2 separate regions of the Homo sapiens genome follow, and region 1 is linked to region 2. Evidence: read pairs that join two places in POLR2A ChIA-PET (ENCODE). Cell type or tissue: PC-9. All regions are shown on one strand. Each heading gives the region's core, and the rest is flanking DNA. Links, peaks and the distances in the headings are about the cores only.

Evidence for each region. Peaks named below come from ENCODE experiments on the same cell type or tissue, not always from the same donor. Only the 100,000 strongest peaks of a DNase experiment are listed, where the experiment ranks them.
Region 1: POLR2A ChIA-PET joins it to region 2 with 20 read pairs; 2 of 35 experiments call an interaction of 5 or more read pairs at or near these places.

Annotation. Positions count from the first base shown.
Region 1 is chr5:121,271,845-121,281,204 of GRCh38, forward strand. No RefSeq gene overlaps it. Among named protein-coding and RNA genes, the nearest start is that of FTMT, 580 kb to the right of the region's middle. RefSeq lists an enhancer at 1,791-2,990. In PC-9, for the core only: no CTCF peak of the experiment used is centred there; a DNase peak (open chromatin) is centred at 2,387; H3K27ac peaks cover 1,808 bases.
Region 2 is chr5:121,316,658-121,333,477 of GRCh38, forward strand. It overlaps LOC102467226 (a long non-coding RNA gene), which reads left to right and starts at 5,893. Exons shown (of 3, transcript NR_104999.1): 1 at 5,893-5,950; 2 at 7,384-7,413; 3 at 8,765-9,180. In PC-9, for the core only: no CTCF peak of the experiment used is centred there; no DNase peak of the experiment used is centred there.

The sequences.
Region 1 (9,360 bases), core at 1-5,000, 50 kb before region 2:
AATTTTCTGAACTTTCATGCTCTGTTTCCCTTTTAAAACTGAATGCCTTTAACGGCACCCAAGTCACCACTTGAATGCTTTGCTGCTAAGAAATTTCTTCTGCCAGATACCCTAAATCATCTCCCTTAAGTTCAAAGTTCCACAAATCTCTAGGGCAGGGTAAAAATGCCAACAGTCTCTTTGCTACAGTCTCTTTGCTAAAACAGAGCAAAAATCACCTTTGCTCCAGTGGCCAACAAGGTTCTCATCTTCATCTGAGACCACCTCAGCCTGGACCTTATTATTCATATCACTATCAGCATTTTTGTCAAAGCCATTCAACAAATCTCTAGGAGGTTCCAAACTTTCCCACATTTTCGTGTCTTCCTCTGATCCCTCCATACTGTTCCAACCTCTGCCTGTTACTCAGTTTCAAAGTCGCTTCCAAATTTTTGTGTATCTTTTCAGCAATGTACCACTCTACTGGTACCGATTTACTCTATTAATTCATTTTCATGCTGCTGATAAAGACATACCTGAGACTGGGAAGAAAAAGAAGTTTAATTGGACTTACATTTCCACATGGCTGGGGAGGCCTCAGAATCATGTCAGGCGGTGAAAGACACTTCTTACATGGCAGCAGCAAGAGAAGAATAAAGAAGATGCATAAGCAGAAACCCTTGATAAAACCATTAGATCTTGTGAGACTTATTTACTACCATGAGAACAGTATGGGGAAAACCAACCCCATGATTCGAATTACCTCCCATCAGGTCCCTCCCACAACACATGGGAATACAATTCAAGATGAGATTTGGGTGGGGACATAGAGCCAAACCATATCAATGCAGGAATGGAATAATGAAATCATTTACATTATAAAAAAAGAGATTTAAACTTCATAAAATGATTTAAAAAAAAGACAAATTTTCCAAAACCCCTACTTTGGTATGTTTTTCTTTTCCTCTTACTCCAACAGATGAACAAATGAAGTAGACGAATTACAAGGTAGACGATTTTCTGTCTGAACCCATCATTCGGTATTTCTCAGTGTGGATCACCTTGTCTCTTTTCTCCCAATTTTATTCACCTACATTGTTAAAAGAAAAGTAATTATATTAACTAATACATTGTTTGTTAAAATATCTGACTGAAAACATTTCAATATCAATTATGATCTTCAGTAGTTTTTCATTTTATATGTTCACGTCAACATTTTTTATAATATTTTTTGAGTCTATATAATTGCATTCTTAATCTTATTAATCATAACTGTTCTGCAGGATCTGGATTTTCTCTTGTGGTGCAATTTATTAATTTGTAATCAATGTACTTTATTTTTGTTAACTGAGATAGGTTGAAAATAAGAATTAATTTGTACAAGTTAGGTAAGGCACTTTTTTTTTTTTCTTTTTTTGAGACAGAGTCTCACTCTGTCACCCAGGCTGGAGTGCAGTGGTGCTATCTTGGCTCACTGCAACCTCCGCCTCCCGGATACAAGCAATTCTCCTGCCTCAGCCTCCCGAGTAGCTGGGACTACAGGCACGTGCCACCACACCCGGCTAATTTTTTGTATTTTTAGTAGAGATGGGGTTTCACCGTGTTAGCCAGCATGGTCTCCATCTCCTGACCTCGTGATCCACCCACCTCAGCCTCCCAAAGTGCTGGGATTACAGGTGTAAGACATCACACCCATCCGGTAAGGCACCATATTTGCTGAAGTAAAAAATTGTAACTCACTATGGTATATTTAATTATCAAATTTTTCCTTCATCATTTTTTTATATGTAAGGTATTCTTGGTTACCTGGTAGATGCATTTAAATTAAAATGAATTAAGAATACTAATTTCAAAGAATGTTTTGTCTTTCTAAGAAGTCATTTCTTACATGAATTTTATGATTAAAAAATAAATCTCAAACAGACAAGTAGTTCCATCTTCCTGTTTGACATAGACCTTATTATTTAAAAATATGTATTAAAATAAAACATGAAACTGCTGAGAGATTACCTAAATCATTCAAAAATGCAGTTTTATTAAATTGTATTTACACAGTATTCTAATGTATTCATTTTTTTAGAAAAAAATCCAAGTGACAAGATTATTTTTATGCAACATTTCCTCAGAGGAGTCATTGCAAACTATACAGTCAGTCTGTAAGCAGACAGGGAGGGTCTCCAGAGATTATAGGCAATTAGTCAACCAGAGCAATCAGCCTGTTTTAGAGCCTATGCCCTGCAGGCTGTTTTTCCCCAAACACTGTGTGGAATATGATCACTTTATTGGTTGGAATCATCTTCTGACAGATCCTGGCAACTTATAGATGAAGCCAAGTGAACTTTCCTCATTACCATGCTAATGTCTCCACCCCCAGAAATGCTACAGCTTCAATACCGTGACATGCGACCTATGAGTTGGCATAATGACTCACTGTGTTTGCACTACTGGAACCCCTCCTTTACATGTAATGATTCACTCTCTCTTCTTTCTTCCCTCTCATAAAACTGCCTTGTCACTTTCCCTCAGAAAGACACTGCTTTGGAGAATAGTTCCTGTGCCTTCCTTACTTGTACCAAGTAATAAAACTTCTCTTGATCAAAACCTGCCTTCTCAGGAAGAGTTCTTTGTTACCAGGCAAATAAACCCCGTTTTTTGGGGGTTAACAAATCAAGCATCTCAAACTTTGGCACTCATGTAAACTATATCTGCTTATCTTATTGTAGCACTGATGGAGCTATTTTAGCATAATTCAGAAATTAAATACTGAAATTCTGCTATTAGAATATTTTAATAAGTCAATTTTAAATATTAAACTGTATGTAGGTATTTATTTAAAAACAGGGTGAGCATGTCCTAATATATACATTTACATTAATTGTTTCTTATCCTAGGTAATTTAAATTGCAATTTTCTCAGTTCCACATCTCAACTTAAAAACTATTTTAATTTTAAAATTATGTTAATTTATCTCTTTTAGTTTTTACTGTTATAAAAATAACATTAAGTAGCTTATCAAGATAATCTCTCTTTTGTTGCCTTATTTCTCTTGTATTTAATATGATAATTACTTTAAAACCTCATTATGTGTTTTGTTTCCTCAGGAAATCATAAGAGCATTGTTTATTTACATTATACTTTTTAATACATGAAGAGACAAAACACAAGCACATATATGCAAATCAATGAATGCAATCCAGCATATAAACAGAACCAAAGACAAAAACCACATGATTATCTCAATAGATGCAGAAAATGCCTTTGACAAAATTCAACAACCCTTCACGCTAAAAACTCTCAATAAATTAGGTATTGATGGGACGTATCTCAAAATAATAAGAGCTATCTATGACAAACCCACAGCCAATATCATACTGAATGGACAAAAACTGGAAGCATTCCCTTTGAAAACTGGCACAAGACAGGGATGCCCTCTCTCACCACTCCTATTCAACATAGTGTTGGAAGTTCTGGCCAGGGCAATGAGGCAGGAGAAGGAAATAAAGGGTATTCAATTAGGAAAAGAGGAAGTCAAATTGTCGCTGTTTGCAGATGACATGACTGTATATCTAGAAATCCCCATTGTCTCAGCCCAAAATCTCCTTAAGCTGATAAGCAACTTCAGCAAAGTCTCAGGATACAAAATCAATGTACAAAAATCACAAGCATTCTTATACACCAATAGCAGACAGAGAGCCAAATCATGAGTGAACTCCCATTCACAATTGCTTCAAAGAGAATAAAATACTTAGGAATCCAACTTACAAGGGACATGAAGGACGTCTTCAAGGAGAACTACAAACCACTGCTCAATGAAATAAAAGAGGACACAAACAAATGGAACAACATTCCATGCTCATGAGTAGGAAGAATCAATATCATGAAAATGGCCATACTGCCCAAGGTAATTTATAGATTCAATGCCATCCCCATCAAGCTACCAATCACTTTCTTCACAGAATTGGAAAAAACTTCTTTAAAGTTCATATGGAACCAAAAAAGAGCCCGCATCGCCAAGTCAATCCTAAGCCAAAAGAACAAAGCTGGAGGCATCACGCTACCTGACTTCAAACTATACTACAAGGCTACAGTAACCAAAACAGCATGGTACTGGTACCAAAACAGAGATATAGATCAATGGAACAGAACAGAGCCCTCAGAAATAACGCCGCATATCTGCAACTATCTGATCTTTGACAAACCTGAGAAAAACAAGCAATGGGGAAAGGATTCCTTATTTAATAAATGGTGCTGGGAAAACTGGCTAGCCATATGTAGAAAGCTGAAACTGGATCCCTTCCTTACACCTTGTACAAAAATTAATTCAAGATTGATTAAAGACTTAAACGTTAGACCTAAAACCATAAAAACCCTAGGAGAAATGCTTTTTAAAATGTTCTTTCAGCTACCTGCCCAGCAGTAGGATTGCTAGATCATACGGTAGCTCTATTTTTAGTTTTTTGAGGATAATCTATACTGTTCTCTATAGTGACTGTACTGTTTTAAATCTGCACTAGTAGTGTATAAGGGAAATCAGTATGTTGAAGAGTTAGCTGCATTCCCAAGTTTATTGCAGCACTATTCACGATAGCCATGATATAGAATCAACCAAAGTCTCCATCAACAGATAAAGAAAGAAAATATGGCATATATACACAATGAAATATTATTACAATGGAATCCCGCCATTTGCAACACCATGGGTAAAACTAGGGAACATGTTAAGTGAAATAAGTGAGGCACAGAAAGACAAATATCACATGTTCTCACTTATGTGGGAACCAAAAATGAATTTTTGGAGATAGAGAATAGAATGATGGTTACCAGAGGGTGAAAAGGATAGAGGGGAGGGCAGGATAAACAGTGTATGGTTAATGGATACAAAAATATAGAGTTTGGTAGAAGAAATAAGATCTGGTGTGTGGTAGCACAATAGAGCCACTATAGTTAACAATAATTTATTGTATATTTCAAAACAACTCGAAGAGTTGATTTGGAATCATCCTAACAAAAAAAATGATAAATGCTTGAGGTAATGGATATCCCAATAATTCTGATTTAATCATTACATGTTATATGCTTATATAAAAATATCATATGTGCCCCATAAGTATGTGCAACTGGCATTTAGCAATAATAGTTAAAAATTTAACAAAATATCTTTTCAAAGTAACAAATATAAAAATCAGAATAAATATTCAAAAATTACATGAATAAAAATGTAAAATTGTATTAGAAAATCAAAGAAAAACTGAATAAATAGAATGTTACCTTTTCTTCCCAGACAGGAAGATGATTCTCAAAAATACAAATACTTCCTTTACTTAATCTATCAATTTTACATAATTGCAATGAGCTTATTGTTAAAAATTAAATGAATTATAAATTCTATCTGAAAAATAAAAATGAACATAACATGAACTTTTTGAAAGAAGAATAGATAGGAAAACATATGCTATCAGATATTAAATCCATTAACAAGTTACAACAAGAAGAACAAGGTGGTGATATCTGAAGAATAGATGCTCATTAGAGCAGGAAAGAATGTCCAGAGTAGATGCTCATTTGTGGGACATGATAAAGTTGGCAGCTCACATCAGTGAGAAAGCATCATTCAATAAAAATGTGTTTATCTGTCACATTACACATTAAATTTCAGGTAAATTATAATCATAAAATATAAATAATATACATAGCATATTGGAAATGTTTACCTAATTATTGTTGGGAAATTAATCATAAAAACAAGAGTAGTTTATGATTTCACTTAAATTTTAGAAATTGACAAGAGAAGGTTGTTCCCAGCCTAACAAAATAAGAAAGACCCACCACAGGGCTGAGTACCAAGGCAATCAGTTGAATTCCAAAGAAGGTAAGCTTCTCAAATATAATTTTATAAAAAGGACACAAGAAAGGTTTTCCTTTTGGAACACACAGAAGAATGAAGTGGCAATTATAAAGTGTGGTAAGATTTCACTATAGGGAATAAGCATAAAATAAAAATTAACAATCACTATTAATGTATACAAATTGCCATAAGAAAACAGTGAAATGCCCCCAAAATGAGAGAATTATCAGAAGATATGACATTTTTAAAGGTCAGGATTTAGTTGCAGAGAACAGAGTCTACTCTGACTAGTTTAAATAGAAAGAGCTTTGATTACTGTTAACCTAGGTTTCATTTTAAATCTTTAGGAGAGATAAAGAAACATACTAAGTTGGACTTTATGGAATGGCCTCCAAAACCAAACAACAGATCTTGTCCATTGAGGAACTTCATCCCCTTCTATGATAAGGAATCTGACTGAGTAATTAGGAAGTTTCAGCAATAGCTGCTGGAACTCTAACTCAGTTGCCACTTCTGAGTTAGGATGCAGACATGAATTGGCTATTACAGCAGCCTGCATTAGAAGTATTGCATACATGCTGTAATACACACCAGCAAATCCAATGTATCATACATGAGACAGCCGTGAAGCCAGACTATGAACCACAACTGCTGCTATTATTTCCATAAGAAAAAAAAATAATACATCCAGATCTTATTTGTCAGTGAAAACAGCAGCAGAAGTAAAATCTGTGTCTTCTGCTGGCTTACAAATTTAGAGCATATCTGAATGATATACAATATATCCCAAATTCCTTCTAGCTTCTAGGTATAACCCCAGGCTGCAAAATAATCTAAAAACTACAGTTTTTAGCTTTCCAGTCTTTGTACAGGAGGCATTTCCTGTAAAAGTGGGCTGACATGTCCATTTTATCATGGACACCGCAGTGTTTGCACTGGGCCTTAAAGACCAATATATTTCAGGAGGGTGACACTGGGAGGGGATCATAGACAGAAGAAACCATGTTTACAAAAGTAAAAAAAAGAAAAGGCATAAAAATTATACGTAGCTTCTTTTGCAGAAGCATAAACAGATTGGGTCAATGATAGCTGGGGCGTCGCACCAATTTGGAATGCTACTTTATAGTAGTTTGGTTTTGTTTTAGGAGAAATAAGAAGCCTATAAAAGTATTTAAAATTAAAAAATAAAAATGTGCCAAATCCTGCTATAAAAACTCAATTAGGATGATATGAAATATCAAAATAATTTTAGTAAATTTTAATATTCTTCCTAACTTGTCGGTTTACTCAATATAGTATGTGTATATATAATCAATGAGAATCATTGAAAAGAATCATAAGCCAGTTTGAAAACTTCCTTAGAAAAATGAATTTGGAATTATTGAGTTATACACGTTCTCATGGTTTACAGCAAAATGCTTAGATTTTATAAACTGTGCAATTTGAATCTTCATGTTGATAATATAATATGCAGCATTTTTCACAATTATCTACCCAGAGAGTTATATTTCCTTATAGCATTCTGGGGGCTAGTGTTTCATGAAACAGACTTTTGGATATACTGACCTAAGTCATTGATTTTCTCAATTATTTCCAGACTCCTTGAAAAAATGTATTAAAAATTTGGGTTAGGTCACCATTTAATTTATCTTTGGATATTTTATTTCATTTTTAATGTACTTTTCTTACACATTTACAAAACTAGGCCATTCTTAATTTAAGGTGGCAGCTGGAAGGGAAAGATAGCATGGACAATTACATTTGTAGATTATTTTTCAAACATCTTTTATCCATTCATGTAACACCTCCCCACAACAAAGATGTTTATCTTTTGCTAAGAAATAGTAAAAATTTATAAAATTGGCAAAATTTCCTTTCCCGTCTTACTGTTACCTAATAGGATAAAAAAAAAAGAGTTTAAGAGAAAGTTGTAAATGGCTGCAAGCTACAAAAATTAAATAAATGAAACAAATTTTTGAAAACAAATAGGTGAGACTTGATCCTAATGATTTCAAATTATTAGGAATACTAACTTATTTTTAAAAGATGTAGAATTGGTATTTTAGCAGATATCAGAAGAAAATTTGCAGTAGACAATCAGGGAGATTTTACTCAAGGCTATTGCAGTAGAGTGGAGGCCAGAAGTCAGTCTGAGCTCACCTTCAATTCAAAGAAAAGACTGGAGGTTTTAAACAGCTGCATAGAGAAGATCATGGGCTGTTCCTTTTGATAACTGGCTTTGCCTCCTACCCCCTTCCAAACAAAGTAAGCTTTCTCATATTTTTATGACACGAGGTTGTTTCACAACTTGGAGCAAGGCATTCTGCATAAGTTATCCCTTCCCAGATGCTGGAAGGTGTTCATGCTATCTCCCTATGATTACATTTTGAAGAGATGACTTTCAGATCCTTGAGGAACAGCCCTGGCTTGTAAAACTTGTAAGAACCCTTTACAAAGATTTATATCTCTTCGGAGGCCAAGGCGGACGGATCACCTGAGGTCAGGAGTTCAAGACCAGCCTGGCCAACATGGCGAAACTCCGTCTCTACTAAAGATACAAAGATTAGCCAGGAGTGGTGGCAGGCACCTATAGTCCCAGCTACTCAGGAGGCTGAGGCAGGAGAATTGCTTGAACCCGGGAGGTGGAGGTTGCGGTGAGCCAAGATCCTCCCATTGCACTCCAGCCTGACCAACAAGAGCGAAACTCCATCTCAAAAAAAAAAAAAAAAAAAGAAAAGAAATTAGCCATTTGCTCCTGCATGTTCCTGTCAGGTGGATCACTTCAGGTCAGGAGTTCCAGACCAGCCATGGCCAACATGCAGAAACCCCATCTCTACTGGAAATAAAAGAATTGGCAGAGTGTGGTGCCCATGCCTGTGGTCCCAGCTGCTAGGGAGGCTGAAGCGGGAGAATCGCTTGTGCCTGGAAGGTGGAGGTTGCGGTGAGCAGAGATTATGCCACTGCACTCTAGCCTGGGCAACAGAGCAAGACTCTGTCTCAAAAAAAAAAAAAAAAAAAAAACAAACCTACAAGTTCTCACATTTATGACTGTATTCACAATATGTCTGAAATGTTTCTCTAGCCACTCATTAAATTTGCTGTATCTCTAAAAAAAAAAAATTACATATCAAAGGAGCAGAAAAGGGATTTACAATTATGAGTGTTTGTTTTTTGGTACTGTTTTTGTTTTTTTTAGTAAATGCTCTATAAAGAGGGAAGTCAAGGACCTAAAGTCGGGAATACACCTGTCTGTCTAAGCTTTAGTCAAGCTGAGTAGAACATTAAATCTATCTTGGGAACAGATAACCAGAGGGGATGGATGTGACATTTTTTGGACATTTTCTCAATATTAAGCCAAAAGATATGCATTGCTAGATACACAGATAGGTAGAAGAACATATCAGGGACTAAAGTAACCAGTTTACTATCTCTTTGTTTCCAAAACAATCTGTTTACTAAAAAACAGAGCAAGAAGGGGAAGATTTTTATATCCTTCCTTTGAAATCATTCTCTGAAAAACAGTTTTTTAAATGTTA
Region 2 (16,820 bases), core at 5,302-10,301:
GAACTGCTCTTCGAGGTCTGACAGTCCATCCTCAGCTTGGTTGATCATGCTGTTAATACTCGTGATTGTTCTCTGAAATTCTTGAAGTCAGTTTTTCAGCTCTATCAGATCACTTTGGTTCCTTCCTAAGATGGCCATTTCATCTCTCATCTCCTAAATCATTTTATTGTATTCCTTAGAATGCTTGGACTCCCCTGAATCTTGATGATCTTCATTTCTGTCCATATTCTTAATTCTGTCTGTCATTTCAGTCATTTCAGCCTGGTTGAGAACCACTACTGGAGAACTAGTGTGGTCATTTGGCCATTCTGGTTTTTGAGTGGCCAGAGTTCTTGTACTTGTTCTTTATCATCTGTGTAGACTGCTGTTCCTTCATTTTTTGAAGTTGCTGTCCTTCGTATAGGTGTTTTTGCTGTTACATTTTTTTTTTTAAACTTTCAGGGTTTGATTGTGGTAAACACTGGGTTCAATAAACTAGCTTCATTTCTGGAAGATTTTCAAGGGAAAAGACTCAGCTTAGGACTCCTGGCCTGGGTACTCTAACCCTGGGGCCTGGTGTCAGGCCCCCAGCTTTGTTCTCTGGCCCCTGGAGGCTGTGCTGGAAGGGGTGAGGTGTTTCCAGATCCTGGCCAGAGCACTCTGATGACTGATGCTGGTGAAAGTGCTTTGTTAGATCGGCAGCAATGGGATCTATGCTCATTCACATGTGCTAGCAGCAGCAGCAAGGTGGCAGGGTGCTTGCACATTGACTGGGTGCAGGGTACCCATAGGAGTGGGGCTGCAGTGTTCCTGCATGCACTCATGCTGGCAGCAGAGGTGGGGCAGAGTGTTACTGGGTGTGGGCTGCCAACCTCCATGCACACATTTGTAGCAGTGATGGTGGTTGTGCTAGGGGTGGAGTGGTGGTGTTGTCAGTGTCCACATGTGCATTCACATGGGCAGCAGTGGTGGCACAGGTGGGGCAGGGTTTCAGACCTCAGCGTGTGCATTCACATTGGTGGCAGAGGCTTTGTGGGTAGGCAGGCTCATCCTATATTTTAAAGCTGGTAATTAAAGACATTATGACACTTGGTAATTTTTGTTTCTTTAAGCTGTAGTTTTTAGCAAGAATAAAGATATCAACAGATGCTAATTACTGAAATTTAACTTTTGCTGTTCCTACTGGAACTTACCAAATGTTCTGTTGCATTATTAGATCTGTTTTTCTGGACAAAATATACCTTGAAAACACACATAATAAGAGAAAAAGATTATGGTGAAGTAATCTCCAAAGTTTTCTAAGAGATAAGGAAATAAAAAGTAAAGGGACAAAGAGAAATATGAATGAGGACTGCCTCTGGCTACATACGGAAAATGCTACAATTAGATGTTCAATCAGAGGGCAAGTCTGAGGGGAGTTAGAAATCCTACTATGGGTGCAACTCTAAAATTCTGAAAAAGTAAAGGGATGGTGGAAGGAATTATTTTTGAGAAATATGGCTTCTACTCTGAAACCTTTGATTCTGGGCTTAATTATTTAAGATAGTTCTTGCTAGTTATCCTTGCAGTTTTACTGGTGTAATTGTAAATTGAGTGTTACAATTCCTCTTGAAGTCTCCTAATAATCTATCAGAGGTTTCTTGTTCCTTTTGTCTTTTTGGTCAAATTCATAAAATGAATATAGTATCTTGACAACCTGTTTTAAACATTGCTTGTTTATCCAACTTGCCAACTGCACATTTTAATTGGGGTATTTTTGGACCCAATTAAATAAAGCCTTTACAAAAGGCTTTTATTTCTAGTGCAGTGAAGGCTTTACAATTATTGCATTTACTTTTAACAACAACAACAATACATGGTTTGCACACATTTCATTCCCCTTCATAAACTCTCTCTCTTCTTCTTTCTCTTCGTACTTGTCCTTCCTCCTCCTCCTCTCTCCCTCTCAATGGTGATTTAAAGATAGTCTGTTGCTATTTGAGGACTTTCACAGATCCAGTAACATGGCCACTAGAAATTTTAGTTTATGTCTTGATCCTGATCAAATGCCTGGCTCTTCCATCCATACCCTTAAGTTTATCCAGTGTCAATTTGATAGGGACAGAAGGAAGCCAAGTGCCTAGGTAGGTAGGGGCAGGTACCCTTTGAAAACCCACCTCCAAGCCAAAGACAGTTTAAAGCCTGAAAGCTAAACTACAAGCACCGGATTGAGAACTTGTCCTCCTATTTGGCTTGCTTTCCTCTGATCCCCACTCTTCACCTATTTTACATACACCTAACCTTTTCTAATTGGCTTTCTACACTGCCCTACCCACCTTTAAATGGTGCTTTCACTTTAAGCTTTTTTGCATACTCACAAAACAATCATCATGCACACTCCATCCTGTGCCTGTAAAGGCCCCAGACTCAGTTGGTAGAGAGGAATATGGCCTGACTTTGGAGAAGAGACAACCTGACTTCAGGGAAGATTACCTGCCCTTCTTTTCCCCTCTCTAACTCCCCTCTCTGCTGAGACCTGTTTTCATCTATCAATAACATTCTCCACCTTCACCATCCTTCAATTGTCCTTGTGACCTCATTCTTCTTGGCCACTGGACAAGAGCTTGGGACCCACCAAGTGAGGGTACCCAGAAAAGGCTGTCACACTGGTGCTTTGCCCTCATTGGTGGAGAGCAGCCACACCATGCAATGAGGCAAGGAGCCAACTGAGCTGCTAACACACTGCTGTCTATCATACTGCAGACAGCAGAACTAAAAGACCACTGTAACACCCCCTCTGAGGCTTTGGGGTTGCAGGCACCCTCACTTGGGTGCCACTGTGTTCCCCTCAGGGCAACACACCTGGTCTGGCCATGGGCCCCCATGTGGAGCTTGCTCCTGTGTCAGTGCCTGGAGTGGCCATCTTGATCTCGCACTAGCTCACTCATGTGTTCCCTCCCACAAGGGGCTGAGCACAGAGTGTTGAGTAGATGGGGTGCCCCTGCCATGAGTCCAGTGAAGGGGCTGAGAAAACTCCTGCATCAATTTCATAGTGATTTTTTTTTTCAGCATTTGTGTTTGTTTTTTTTTTTTTTTTGGCCTCTTTCTTTAGCAGGGCCAATCACACTGCTGTCACTGGCTTCAAACTAGAAAGCTGAATCTACCACTTCCCCTCCTTGGCAATTCCTTCTACCCTTTACTCTGTAGGAGCTTCTGTTGCCTGTGTGTTGACCCAGGGCTCACCAATTCAGACCAGTAACTTCATTTCTGCCTAAATGAAAATACAAAATACTATTTTGTATATACCAAATAAAAGTATCCATAACTAGGAAATGAAATGAAAATACAAAACAGCTTTGAAAAAAGTCAAGAACAAAAGAATCTTTGTAGTTTGTCTTGAATGCAATACAAGCAATTCTCACAATTGGCCCATATGATCTAACCAAAACAATTCATTAAACTTGAATATGTTGATGACATATGAGAATGTTGTGTATAGCTGATATGGTTTGACTGTATCCCCACCCAAATCTCAACTTGAATTGTACCTCCCAGAATTCCCACGTGTTGTTGGAGGGACCCAGAGAGAGGTAATTGAATCATCGGGGCCAGTCTTTCCCGTGCTATCCATGTAGTAGTGAATAAGTGTCACGAGATCTGATGGGTTTATCAGGGTTTCTACTTTTGCTTCCTTCTCATTTTTCTTTTGCTGCCACCATGTAAAAAGTGACTTTCACCTCCTGTCATGATTCTGAGCCTTCCCCAGCCATGTGGAACTGTAAATCCAATTAAGCCTCTTTTTCTTTCCAGTCTTGGGTATGTCTTTATCAGCATCATGAAAATGGACTAATACAATAGCCTTTAAGGAACTGTGACTGAATTATATCTGAGTACCCTGGCACTTAGGAGCAAAGTATCCCATCTTTGCCCATGACTGGGCATGCAGATGTCAACAATAATTGAATGCAAGTGCAGCTCTACAAATAAGAAAAATTACGAGATAGTGGTTTGTGAGAAAGGATAGAAAAATAAAGAAGCTGCATTTTCAGTGCTGAATGTATTGTGATTGAATTACTAGATAGTTTCATCTGTCATTGTGGCTGAGCATAAAAAAGTCATACACACAATGCAAAAAAGAAAAGTACATTAATATATCCTACATTAGACTAATCATTTTTGGTATATGGGTTTATTAAATCAGTTGCTATCCATATTTGTGGAAGAATAATACAAGTTAATTGTTCCTACTTTTGGTATATTTCAGTTTCCCAAATGGCTCTTCAGATAATTAATATAGTGGAACTTGTACATGGGATAGGAAACCAAGTTCCTAAGCAAGTATGACTGGCTTGAGTATCACCCTAAACCAAGGTAATGCAAGAGCAGATAAGAATAAAAATAGTGGTAATTATAATAATACTGTAAATAGAATATCCAATGTGCCAGAGATGATTCTGGCACAATGGCAGGCTTTGCCTAGGTGAAGAAAATTATACTTCATGAGAATGCCAGAGTTTTCAATCTATTTTGAGCCTTAGGATCAATAGATGTTTGCCCACTGATGCACTTTTGGCCTTAATTCACCAAGACAAACTTGGCTTTTAAGATATGCTATCTAGATTTCCATATCATTCAATTTATAACAATTTTTCTCAATGCATTCATTCAAGTTTACACCAATTTTTGAATACAAACTAATGTGCCAGTTAACATACTAGGTGCTGTGTATACATTGAACAGAAATGATACCTGTTGTCACAAAACACAAGTATGCATTAAGGAACATGATATTTCATATTGATATTACTATTTTGTAAAATTAATCTGAATTAATAAACTTAATTTTAGACCCACAAAATGCAGGGCTGAGACATGTTCTAGCTTTCTGTATCTACTTCATATGTTACTATTTTAGATGGACTATCTGAATAGATGGAAAAAGCAGAAAATATATTTGAAGCAGCCTTAAAAATAGGACAAAATTGAAATAATTATCAGTTCACATTCATAGCAGATTGACACATATTACTGTATCAGATATGTACTGGACAGTGTATCTGTTAGATATTTATAATTGTATTTAAAAACATAAAGTAAGGTATGGAAGTATTAAAAAGCTGAACATAAGTTAGCCATGGTAGGGGCTTGAAGTTTTTGTAGAGCTCAAGAAGTATTCGTTTTATTTCTATTTTTTTAAGTTTTCAATGAAAATGTATAAATGGATTACCTATATTCTTCAAACATCCTTTAGTATTCCAAGATGTTATGTTTTATTTTATAAGTGACCTAACATCAGGCACTGGATGAAGAATAACATACACCTTCTAGCATTCTCATCAATGTAGTTTTCAGCATAAAAACATTAACATTTTTGTGTTTTTGTATGGTCTCCAATGGGACTAAATTGAAAATGAATTAAAACAAGAAAAAATAAAACCAAGTTAACTCAGTAACCAATGGGACTGATACAGTAAAAACCATTAGTGACAGAGTATTAATAGATTGGCTAAAATCTATTTAAAAATTGCTCATTCCAAATATGCAGTGTTCCATGTAATAGAATATAATACTAAGCTAGAAATTTGGATTTGCTTATGTAAATCTGGCTTATTCCACATAAATAAGATATGTGGCTTAAGCCAGTGACTGAATTGTGAATTTTTGTTGAATTTCTCTGGATTTATTTAAGATGAAATGAATATTGAATGAAAGTACCAGAAAATGTATTACTTTACTTATAAGATGATATGGTTTGGCTGTGTCCCCATCCAAAACTCATCTTGAATTGTAATTCCCATATTCCTCACGTGTTGTGGGAGGGGCCTGGTAATCAAATCATGAGGGCAGTTACCCTCATGCTGTTCTCGTGATAGCGAGTGAGTTCTCATGAGATCTGATGGTTTTATAAGGGACTTTTCCCCTTTTGCTTGGCACTTCTCCTTCCTGCCACCATGTGAAAAAGGACATGTTTGCTTCTCCTTCTGCCATGATTGTAAGTATACTGTTTATCTCCAAGCTGATCAATTTGTATATTTTAAATATGTAAAGCTTTTTGTATGTCAGTAATATCTCAGTAAGTAATTAAAAATAAAAATTTGGTCACTCCTATGTTTAAAAAAGAAAATAAATTTTCTATCATTGCCATTTTGCTAATAATTTTTAAAAATCCTGGGTGTTAAAATATGTGAGATCCTTTTGTTGCGTCTATCGTGTGAGCTTATCTTTTGTTAATGTAATAAATTGTTTATTTGCTTTTTGATTATTAAAGCAATTTTGTATTCCTGAAATGAAACTTAGCCGTGATCTATAGTACTTTCTATACATTACTGAGCAATTGGATATGCTGTTTTTTCTATTTTCTGCATATCTGTTTATGATTTTTATTGCCCTATATCTAATATCTTTTTAATGCTGTTGTCAGATTTTGGTATAGAGCTTATGCTGGCACAAAAAAGAGTGAGAGGTATGCCCTTTTACTATCCCCTGAAAGACTGTTTTGTAAGATTGATGTTAGTTGTTACTTATAATAGAAAAAGATATTGCTAAATCTATCCTTTTTGAAGATTTTCACTTGCAGATTCAATTTCTTTAATAGACATAAAGCTCTACACATTTTCTATTTATTCTTGAATCAGAATTGGTAAGCTTGGGCTTTTATAGAATTTTTTACTTCTATCAAAATTTTCAAATGTTTTTACATAAAGCTGCCATAGAAATTATTCATATTTGTAGTATTGGTATAGAAGTAAACTTTTTTTATTTCTGATGTTTGCAATTTATAATTTTCATTTTTAAATTTTGATATTGATTTATCAAATTTATTAGTGTGTTAATGAACTAGTGTTTGGCTTCATTGATATTTCTATATTCTATACTTGTTTTCTAATTCATCTATTTCTATCATATTTCTTTTAATTCTATGTGAGTTTAATTTGTCACGTTATCTTCTAGCCCCTTGAAATGAATGCTTAAAGACATGATATTCAGTCTTTCTTTTATAAAATATACAGGCAAGGTATATATTAAGTATATATATATATATTTGTCCCTAAGTCATGTCTTACTTAATTCTTACAAGTTTTTATGTGCCACAATTTTATTTCCATTCCATTTAAAATAATTTCTAATTTCCACTGTGATATCATTAAAAAAACATGGGTTATTTAGATGTGTTTTCTTTTAAAGTTAGAATTTTTTGATTGATTTTTTCACTTCATACCACTGAGGCTAGAGAAAATGCTCTTTATGATTCAATCATTTGAAATGTATTAAGGTCTTCTCTATTTTTCAATATGTGGTCGATGTCTATGATTATCATTTGTAATTTTAAAAGCAGGGATAATGTGCAGTCATTGAGTGCAGAAGTCTATATATGCCTATTATGTAAAGTTTGTAAAATAAGTTTTCAATCTTCTGTATCCTTAGTTCCCCTATATTCTCACCAGTAACTAAAAGGTATGTTAAATATTTTCATATTATTATTGATTTATTTATTTCTTATACACATTTTATCAACTTTGTAATTTATACACTTTAAAGCTAAATTTTGATACTTAGATACCTTTAGGATTGTTATATCTTCCTGCAGAATCCATGCTTTATTTCATAAAGAAATGCCCTTTTTATGTCTTGTTATGCGTATGATTTAAAATCTTTGTTGTTAGAAGTAAATTAGTTTTCCTGATGATTTCATATATTTCTCAATCTTTTTACTTTCAACTGTTCTGTCTCTATATCTGTAATTTTTAAATAGTTGTTAATGATGCTATTTTTATTGTTTTAAACCAGAATCTGATAGTTTTTTTCTAAACAGGAGAATATGCTCAATATCTATTTCATGTGTTTAGTGATGAATTTCAGTTTATATCTACAATTCTATAATTCCTTTGTTTTTATAGTTCTTCTCCTTATTTGACTTCATTTGCTTACATCAATATAATTTTATTGTTATATTTTGTTCTATTTATCTGATAGCAGTGTATTCCTTAATATTCCTTGGCATATTAGAGTCTAATTTAAACCATGCAATATTAGAATTTGGATATTATAATGCTATGACCACACTTATTCCCTTTTTATATTTTGAGCTATTGTTGTCATATGTTCTAATTCCTCATATATTTTAAACCTCAGCATTTCATTAATTTATTATTTTAAACAGACAACATTCATTTTTTGAGGTTTTTTTTTTTTTTCTGCAATACTGGATCAATGTCAGAGATAATGTTCCGTCTGTGTAAAGACCTCCTTTTAGAAAGAGGTCTTTCTATTGATAGTAAATTTTGATAATTCCATATTAATGATTATTTATTTTTGATATTCTGAAGATTTAATGTAATAGTTTTTTATACTTTCATTATATCTGAGTTTTATTTATCTTTTGATAAACATATATGTTATTTATAACATATGTCTTTGAGAAAGAATATTTAAGAGTCAATTTGTTTTTAAAGAGAGTCATTAGTGAAATGTTAAACTGAAGAACAAGCCTTAATAGGTTAAGAATAAATTTGAGGTGAGACAGAGTATAGCTTACTGTATCTGATTAGCGCCATAATTTGTTAAAATTAGGGTGGAAGAAATACCTCAAAGAGAGAAAAACAGAAAATATTTACGTGAATATGCTACGCAATATATCAAACCTCATATTGAACTTAATGCTCTCTATATTTTGATCACTCTTTCCAGAGTTCTCTATTCTTAAAATTCTTTCCTTCTGGCCTACCACTGATTATATGCAAAATATTCTAGTCCTAGTCGAAACTACTGGCTCAACTACACTGAGGAAAATAATATTTCCTTCTAGCATAGTGTCCAGAATGAATCTAAGTAGAAGAAGGGAAGACGAGAAGGACACAAGAAGGAAGACAAGGAAAAATGTCGACCTCAAAGAACTAGAGGAACAACACTGGAGTTATACGAAACACCCAGAATTAGAATCAGAGCAATTTGATTGGATTTACTACAGCTGATTCTAGATACAAGAACTTTACCGAGCCATTTACAATTTTTGTGCTTCAATTTCATCATTTTAAAACAGAAAGAAAGCATTTACCTTATACGCTTGTTGCTTAGATTATAAAGGAATTATCTATATAAAAAGTACAATAAAGAAGAATATAAATGTAAGAATGTAGAGGGTCACAAACATTGTTTGAAATATCCATGCTTTTCATTTTGGAGTGAAAAGAGGAAAAATACTAACTGTAAAATTAAATTCATTACTATATCAAAGTCAAGCCTGCCTATCAAGTCATTTGACAGTTAAAAATGTTTTGTTTATCCCATAAACTTTATGAAAAAACTAGTTCATTGCCAAAGGGATGTTACTTACAGCAAAATCTCTAGAAGCTCTGAAATAGAATTTGAGTTTTATTTGCATTTTATTTTTACATTCTTACTACTCTACTAACTACATTCTGCCTAAGTAAATATGCTCAAAGCTTTAAAAGTAGGCTGAATGAATCACTGGTGGAAAAATAATGACCAGGAGCCAACAACAAGCTGAAAAAACAAGAATCCATAATCTCCATATGAGAGGAAACTGTGTGGTAAGATGGATTTAATGGGTCTGGGCTAAAATGGTAAAAGTATAATGGATGTAGCTAAAACAAACAAGGTCCAACTCTAAACCAGCACAAGAAAAACAGAGCAAGGGCATTTGATTTCATTTAAAAGAAATTAAATTTTAAATCAAAGTAAAAAATGTAAGTCATTACAATATTGAGGTAGTTAGTGGAGTTGACTGTATAAGAAATTGGCTACTACTTTCAAAGGGCTTCATCATTTTAAAGCTATACAAATATTTGTCTTGGATAAGGTTAAAATTATGAAGACATCAAAATTCAAAGAAAGTTCAATGCCTTTTGGGGGTCAGAAAGTCTGAAAATAAAAAATTCATGTATTTTCTTTTGTTCATAAGAAATGAAAAGTGGTCTTTCATTTTTTCCCATCTAATATATCAATATAGCAACTTTTGTCAAACAAAGGAGATAAACATCTGGGTTACTATGGGTAAGTTTTTCTCTTTCTTTTCTTAAGGGCAACCATGCTTTCCATTTGTCTGTAATACTAGAAATATTTCACTGTATTTTTCTACTCTATGCCTCAACTCTATATTTGACTTCATTAGATTTTATAAATTGTCTCTAAATTTTATTTTGTGTTTATACTCTAAACAAATTTATACTTTAGGGTTTTTGCCTATGGAGTCGAAATAGTTTATCATTTTCTGACTGTAATTCCTGTAACATATTTAAAAATTAAAAACTAACTTTTTTCATGTTGAATTATATTGGAACAATGTTTTCTTCCTTATTTTTATATTTTTTCTTTTAAGTTTGTTCCCAATATCAACAAAAAATATATTTTTAATGTGCCTTTATTTTATCTCCACTCACATAACTCCTGGGAAAATTTTTTTTCTTGAGGATGAGGAACTATTTTAAAAATCATATTTTCTGTTCTTTACGATGCAAAACACTCTATGCCAATCCCTTTATTTGCCTTGTGGCCAGTCTCAGTATTTAAGATGGTTATTAGTAAGCTATCCAAAGACATGTAAAAACTGAAGCTCAGAGAGGCTAGGTAATATGCTTAGCTATTAGCTTGGTGCAAAAGTAATTGCAGTTTTTGCCATTACTTTCAACTCTAAAAACCACAATTACTTTTGCACCAACCTGATACTTAGCACAACCAGCTAGTTACTGAGCAATGGAATCAAAATTGGAACTCATTTATTAAGCCAAGGTTTCTCTTTGTTCTAGTATATGAGGTTGCCTGTGGAAGAGTCAAAAAATTAAAGATCTGACTGTAGCACTTTTGCAGTTTTTCTGTTTCATCATTTACAGTTTTGCTATTGGGGTTTGTTTTCTATGTATTCCTTATTATTTAAATTTTCAGTAACATGACAAGTTACTGAAAGAGTGAATAGTGTTTTATAAGTTAAAGGCCTACACAGGCAGATAGTTTGAAGTCAGGAGTTCAAGACCTGAATGGGAAACATAGTGAAATCCCTTCTCTACACAAACGAAACAAAACAAAACAAAACAAAAAGCTGAGTGTGGTACGCCTGTAGTCCCAGCTACTTGAATGGCTGAAGTGGGAGGATCTCTTGAGCCCCAGAGGTTGAGGCTGCAGTGAGCCATGATCGCACCACTGCACTCCACCCTGGGAAACAGAGCAAGACTGTCTCAAAATAATAATGATAATAATAGTAGTAATAAGAAGAAGAAGCTGAAGGGGTTTATATGATACAATTTCTGTTATGTATTATGTTGTATATGTGTTATGTAAAAAAGAGAAAAAGGAATCACAAGATTTTCACCATGAAACCAGAATGTGTTAGCGATTTTTCTCATGGAGGTGTGATTACAGGTAATCTTTAGTTTCTCCTTCATGCTAATCTGTGTTTTTTAAATTTTCTACAATGCCTACAGATTATTTTGATACATATTATTTTTTAAGAACAACTGTTACTACAAATACCAAAGTGTGGTTAAATTATCCCTCTTTTGTCTCAAAATATGGGAACTGAGAATAATAGTTTAAAGTATAAAGGAGATCTATCTTTATGTTATTTATTATACTTTAAGTTCTGGGATACATGTGCAGAACATGCAGGTTTGTTACATAGGTATACATGTGCCATGGTGGTTTGCTGCACCCATCAACCTATCATCTACATTAGGTATTTGTCCTAATACTATCCCTCCCCTAGCCCCCAACCCACAAACAGGCCCTAGTGTGTGATGTTCCCCTCCCTGTGTCCATGTGTTCTCATTGCTCAACTCCCACTTATGAGTGAGAACATGTGGTGTTTGGTTTTCTGTTTCAGTGTTAGTTTGCTGAGAACGATGGTTTCCAGCTTCATCCATGTCCCTGCAAAGGACATGAACTCATCCTTTTTATGACTGCATAGTATTCCGTGGTGCATATGTACTACATTTTCTTTATCCATTCTATCACTGATGGGCATTTGGATTGGTTCCAAGTGTTTGCTATTGTGAACAGTGCTGCAATAAACATATGTGTGCCTGTGTCTTTATAGTAGAAAGATTTATAATCCTTTGGGTATATACCAAGTAATGGGATTGCTGGGTCAATGGTAATTTTGGTTCTAGATCCTTGAGGAATTGCCACACTGTCTTCCACAATGGATGAACTAATTTACCCTCGCACCAACAGTGTGAAAGCATTCCTATTTCTCCACATCCTCTCCAGCACCAGATCTATCTTTAAATCCCATTTTGCTCCTAGCATTTAACTCCTACAGTTATGAAGTTTAGAGAGGCAATAAATATAAAGCACTTGAGACAGTGCTTGGCATGCAAGCAGTGATTAATTAAGCAAGAGCAATTTTGTAAAGTAGCATTTTATCAATTTTATGAGATTCTGGGGTGCATTCTATGTTAGGAGGGATATCAGGGCACCCTAGAATGGGGTTTTGTTTGTGATAGGATGACAAGGAGAACTTATGTGGCATAGAGCTGTAGCTATGCTAATTTTTTATTTTGCTGCAGAGTTGTAACATGTCTAAACAATGCCCTGCCAACTCAGAAGCCACAAATAAGGGCACACAATTTTACAATTTGCTGAATCTTCTTTCTATTTATTTGGAAGTTATGGGATATGACAGAGGAGGCCCTTTTAGGGAAGCTTCATTCAGCCTGTCCAGTGAGAGAGTTACTCACTTCATCCTCAAGGTGAAACTACAGAAATTGCTTTGCCTTTGCACTGCCCTAGGAACTGCTGACCACTCTACACTATTTCTAAAATGCTGATCAGATCACAGTTTCTCAATCAACTCTTTCTTATTAAATTCCTTCCAAAGCTGTCTCTGTGCTGCTTATGCTTCCGTTAAAACTTAGATATTTAAGTTAATTTTCATTTGTTTTATATGTCTATTTCTCCTATTACAAACAATAAACTATGCAGAAAGTGATTGTGCAACTTTAGTCAATAAATTGTAAAAACTTAAAAAAAATCAGTATTTATGGATTGCTTGGAGAATACATTGTAGTTAACTCTAAATGAGCAGATTATCATTTTATTTATTCCAAGGAACTGAAATAATCAGAGGTTTAGCAGGGGGTACTAAAAATGTTTAAATAATTGAAACTTTTCTCAATAATTCAAAAGAATAGGAAAACATTTTTCTTAGGGGACAACTTGAAATATTTCTTAGGCGATTTCTGTATAAATAATATGACACTTGCAACAACTTTTTAGCTTTTCAAAACAAAAGAGAGTTATACTTCTTCCTAAATTAATAAAATATAATAGCAACATCATCTGTCTGTAGTACACAATTAAACTATACTCAAAGGCATAAATAATAAAATTCTGTTCAAGCAAATGCATTGCATTTGTTTTTAAATGGACCATTAAAGTGTGGCTTTGAAACAAGCAGCAAATAAATCCATTGTCAGATTTTTCTAAGTACTATTCTTTACTAAATTTAAGTATTCCTTCAATCATATATTCATTATGATCACTGTATATAGCCAAATGCAATCTCCACACACATGAAAAAAAATTCTGGCAAAAGCTATGAGGCTAAGTTGGTGAATTAAAAGTCTCAGCAATTCTAATTTTTTTGCTTTTAGAAATAATTGGTGAAAGTGTTCAGATAATAGAAAGAGAGAGAGAAAAAAGATAAAGGCCTCCAATATTTTGTTAGGTGGGACAAAAAAGAAATAGGAATTGCTCTTTGTTGCAGAAGTTGGAGACAAGTGGTTCATCCAACTTTTGTAGTGATTTTCTAAACAATTAGATCATTTGTTCTGCAAAGTGTTCTCTGTTACCACCGATCTAAGCCTTCTCATTTGTTACTACAGTTGGAGAATTCAGGTAAGGGGTATATTTAGGATTGTTCTTTCCTAACATATATAGAGTAACTGAAAGATTCCTAGGAAACTCTCTTATAGTTCTTGTTAAAGACACATTTAGATCCCAGGCTTGCTGATGATGTGGTGGGCATGGGAGAAATGGCTGCTTTGCATAAGTGTGTATGGGGGAAGAAGGATAGAATTTAAAATTATACCCCTATGCCAAACAATTTTACTTTGTTTAGATCATCCTCTATTTTGCTACAGAATTTAATGTCTTAATTTAATTAAACTTTATACTAAGTATTTTTTCTAAATTTTACACTACATATATCCATCCCAGAGTCTCATATAGCATGTTTCATGCTTGATGTACACTAATACTAAACAAAGTAAATATTGTAAAAATTTTAAACTGTCTCACTTTTTATTGTTACAGGTAGGTTTAAAAATAACAGATCTTTCAGTATTAGGAAACATAATTTTAGCAATCTGATATGGTTTGGCTGTGTCCCTACCCAAATCTCATCTTGATTTATAGTTCCCATAATCACCACGTGTCATGAGAGAGACACAGTGGGAGGTAATTTAATCATGAGGGCGATTATCATGCTGTTCTCATGATAGTGAGTGAGTTCTCATGAGATCTGATGATTTTATAAGGGGTTTTTCCCTCTTTTACTCAGCACTTCTCCTTGCTGCCATCATGTGAAGAAGGACGTGCTTGCCTCACTTTCTGCCATGTTTATGTTTCCTGAGACCTCCCCAGCTATGCAAAACTGAGTCAATTAAAACTCTTTCCTTTATAAAAAACTCTTTCCTTTATAAATTACCCAGTCTTGAGTATGTCTTTATTAGCAGAATGAGAATGGACAAATACAGGAAACTGATATGGGTAGAGTGGGGTGCTGCTGTAAGGATACCTGAGCATGTAAAAGCTAATTTGGAACTGGGTAACAGGCAGAGGTTGGAACAGTTTAGAGGATTCAGATGATGACAAGAAAATGTGGGAAAGTTTGGAACTTCCTAGAGACTTGGAGGGCTCAGAAGACAGGAATATATGGGAAATTTTGGAACTTTCTAGAGACTTGTTGAATGGCTTTGACCCAAAATGATGACACTGATATGGACAATGAAGTCCAGGCTGAGGTGGTCTCAGATGGAGATGAGGAACTTGTTGGAAACTGGAGCAAAGGTGATTCTTAACTGTGCTTTAGCAAAGAGACTCGTGGCATTTTGCCCCTGCCTTAGAGATCTGTGGAACTTGAAATTGAGAAATGATTTAGGGTATCTGAAAGAAGAAATTTTTAAGCAGTAAAGCATTCAAAAGGTGACAGAGCATAAAATTTTGGAAAATGTGCAGCCTCATGATGGTGTAGAAAAGAAAAACGCATTTTCTGGAGAGAAATCCAAGCCAACTGCAAAAATTTTCATAAGTAATGAGAAGCCAAGTGCTAATCTCCATGAGAATGGGGGAAATTGTCTCCAGAACATGTGGGAGACCTTTGCAGCAGCCTCTCCCATCATAGACCCAGAGGCCTAGGAGGAAAAAATGTTTCCTGGGCTTGGTCCAGGTCCCACCTGCTGTGTGCAGCTTCAGGACTTGGTGCCCTGAATTCCAGTCACTCCAGCCATGGCTAAAAGAGGCCAAGGTACAGCTTAGGCCATTGCTTCAGAGGGTGCAAGGTCAGCCATGCTTAAGTGTGAGTCAATTAAACCTTTTACTTTTATAAATTACCCAATCTTGGGTATATCTTAATTAGCAACATGAGAACTAATACACCATTCTTGTGAATAGACACAAGTCTTTTTAGTCTGAGCTAGAAGAAATTGTTCAGATAAGTATGTGGGTCTCTAAAAATACATTTAAAACAATAAAGGGCCATAGAATCTTATAATTATTTGTATTGAATTGAATGAATTTAATACTATACAGCTTTATTTTCAAAAATGTAACATACATAAAATATAGAAACATATTCCATTAGTCTGTGACTCTTCAAAAATAAGAAACTTCTAGCATCAATTAATAGTAAGTAGAGACATCAAATATGCATCATTCCAAGGCTTTTAAATATTGTTGCTATTCACAAGGCTATTATGTATTATCAAATGTTCAATAATGACTAATATTGTAATTAGCATTTATTTCAAACACATTATGTTGTATATCAAAGTAATTATAATGCATTTAGCCTTGTTTTCAGATTTATTGCAAGTACTAAATTGTAATAATAGCTAAAATTTATTTCTGATTAATGTATTAATCTTATGTTTTATTACTTTCATAGAATGCAGGTATAAAAAATACATTTTTCAAACTTACTTCAAACTTAGTCAAAATTATATTTGTAAAATAAAAAATACCTTTGATAAGACAGCTGAAGTAATGTGTGTTTGATGATCAGAGGTTTGAATGCATAGCCTACAATTTTTTTACAAATAATATATTCACTCAATATACAAAACTCAACTGTTTTATGTATATTAACTTTAATCACCAAAATATGCAAATATTGTCTGCCTCTTTTTTAAATCCAGAAGGTCTCATTTTTCCCAATGTGTCTCCAAATCAGATTCACTTATAGGGATTCACTTACAGGAAAACTTGTGCTGTGCTATTTTTTATGATAATTGATTTTATTGTTTGGTAGTTCATGACAGAAGAGAGAAGAGAAGCTCGAGGCAGGGCCTGTATCCAGAGGCTAGAGACCCAGTGCAAGAGCTTTTGTAGCTGGTATATAACTATGTCTTACAGCTTTGAGTGCATGTATATTATTTGTAACTGCTTTCATATGTGATAATCTGGTCTAAATTTAGTGCAAAATCACAGGAAGCAAATATATATATATATAAAATAAATAATAAATATATATATATTTATATTTATATCTCTGAAAAGAAGCAGTCCAAGTTGGGGAGTATACTGAACCAAAATTCTGATTCAATTAATATATTAAATTGGAATCATTCCCTGAAGCTCTGGGATTACTCTCTGCACAGATATTGGTTTACTACAAAGAGAACTATTTG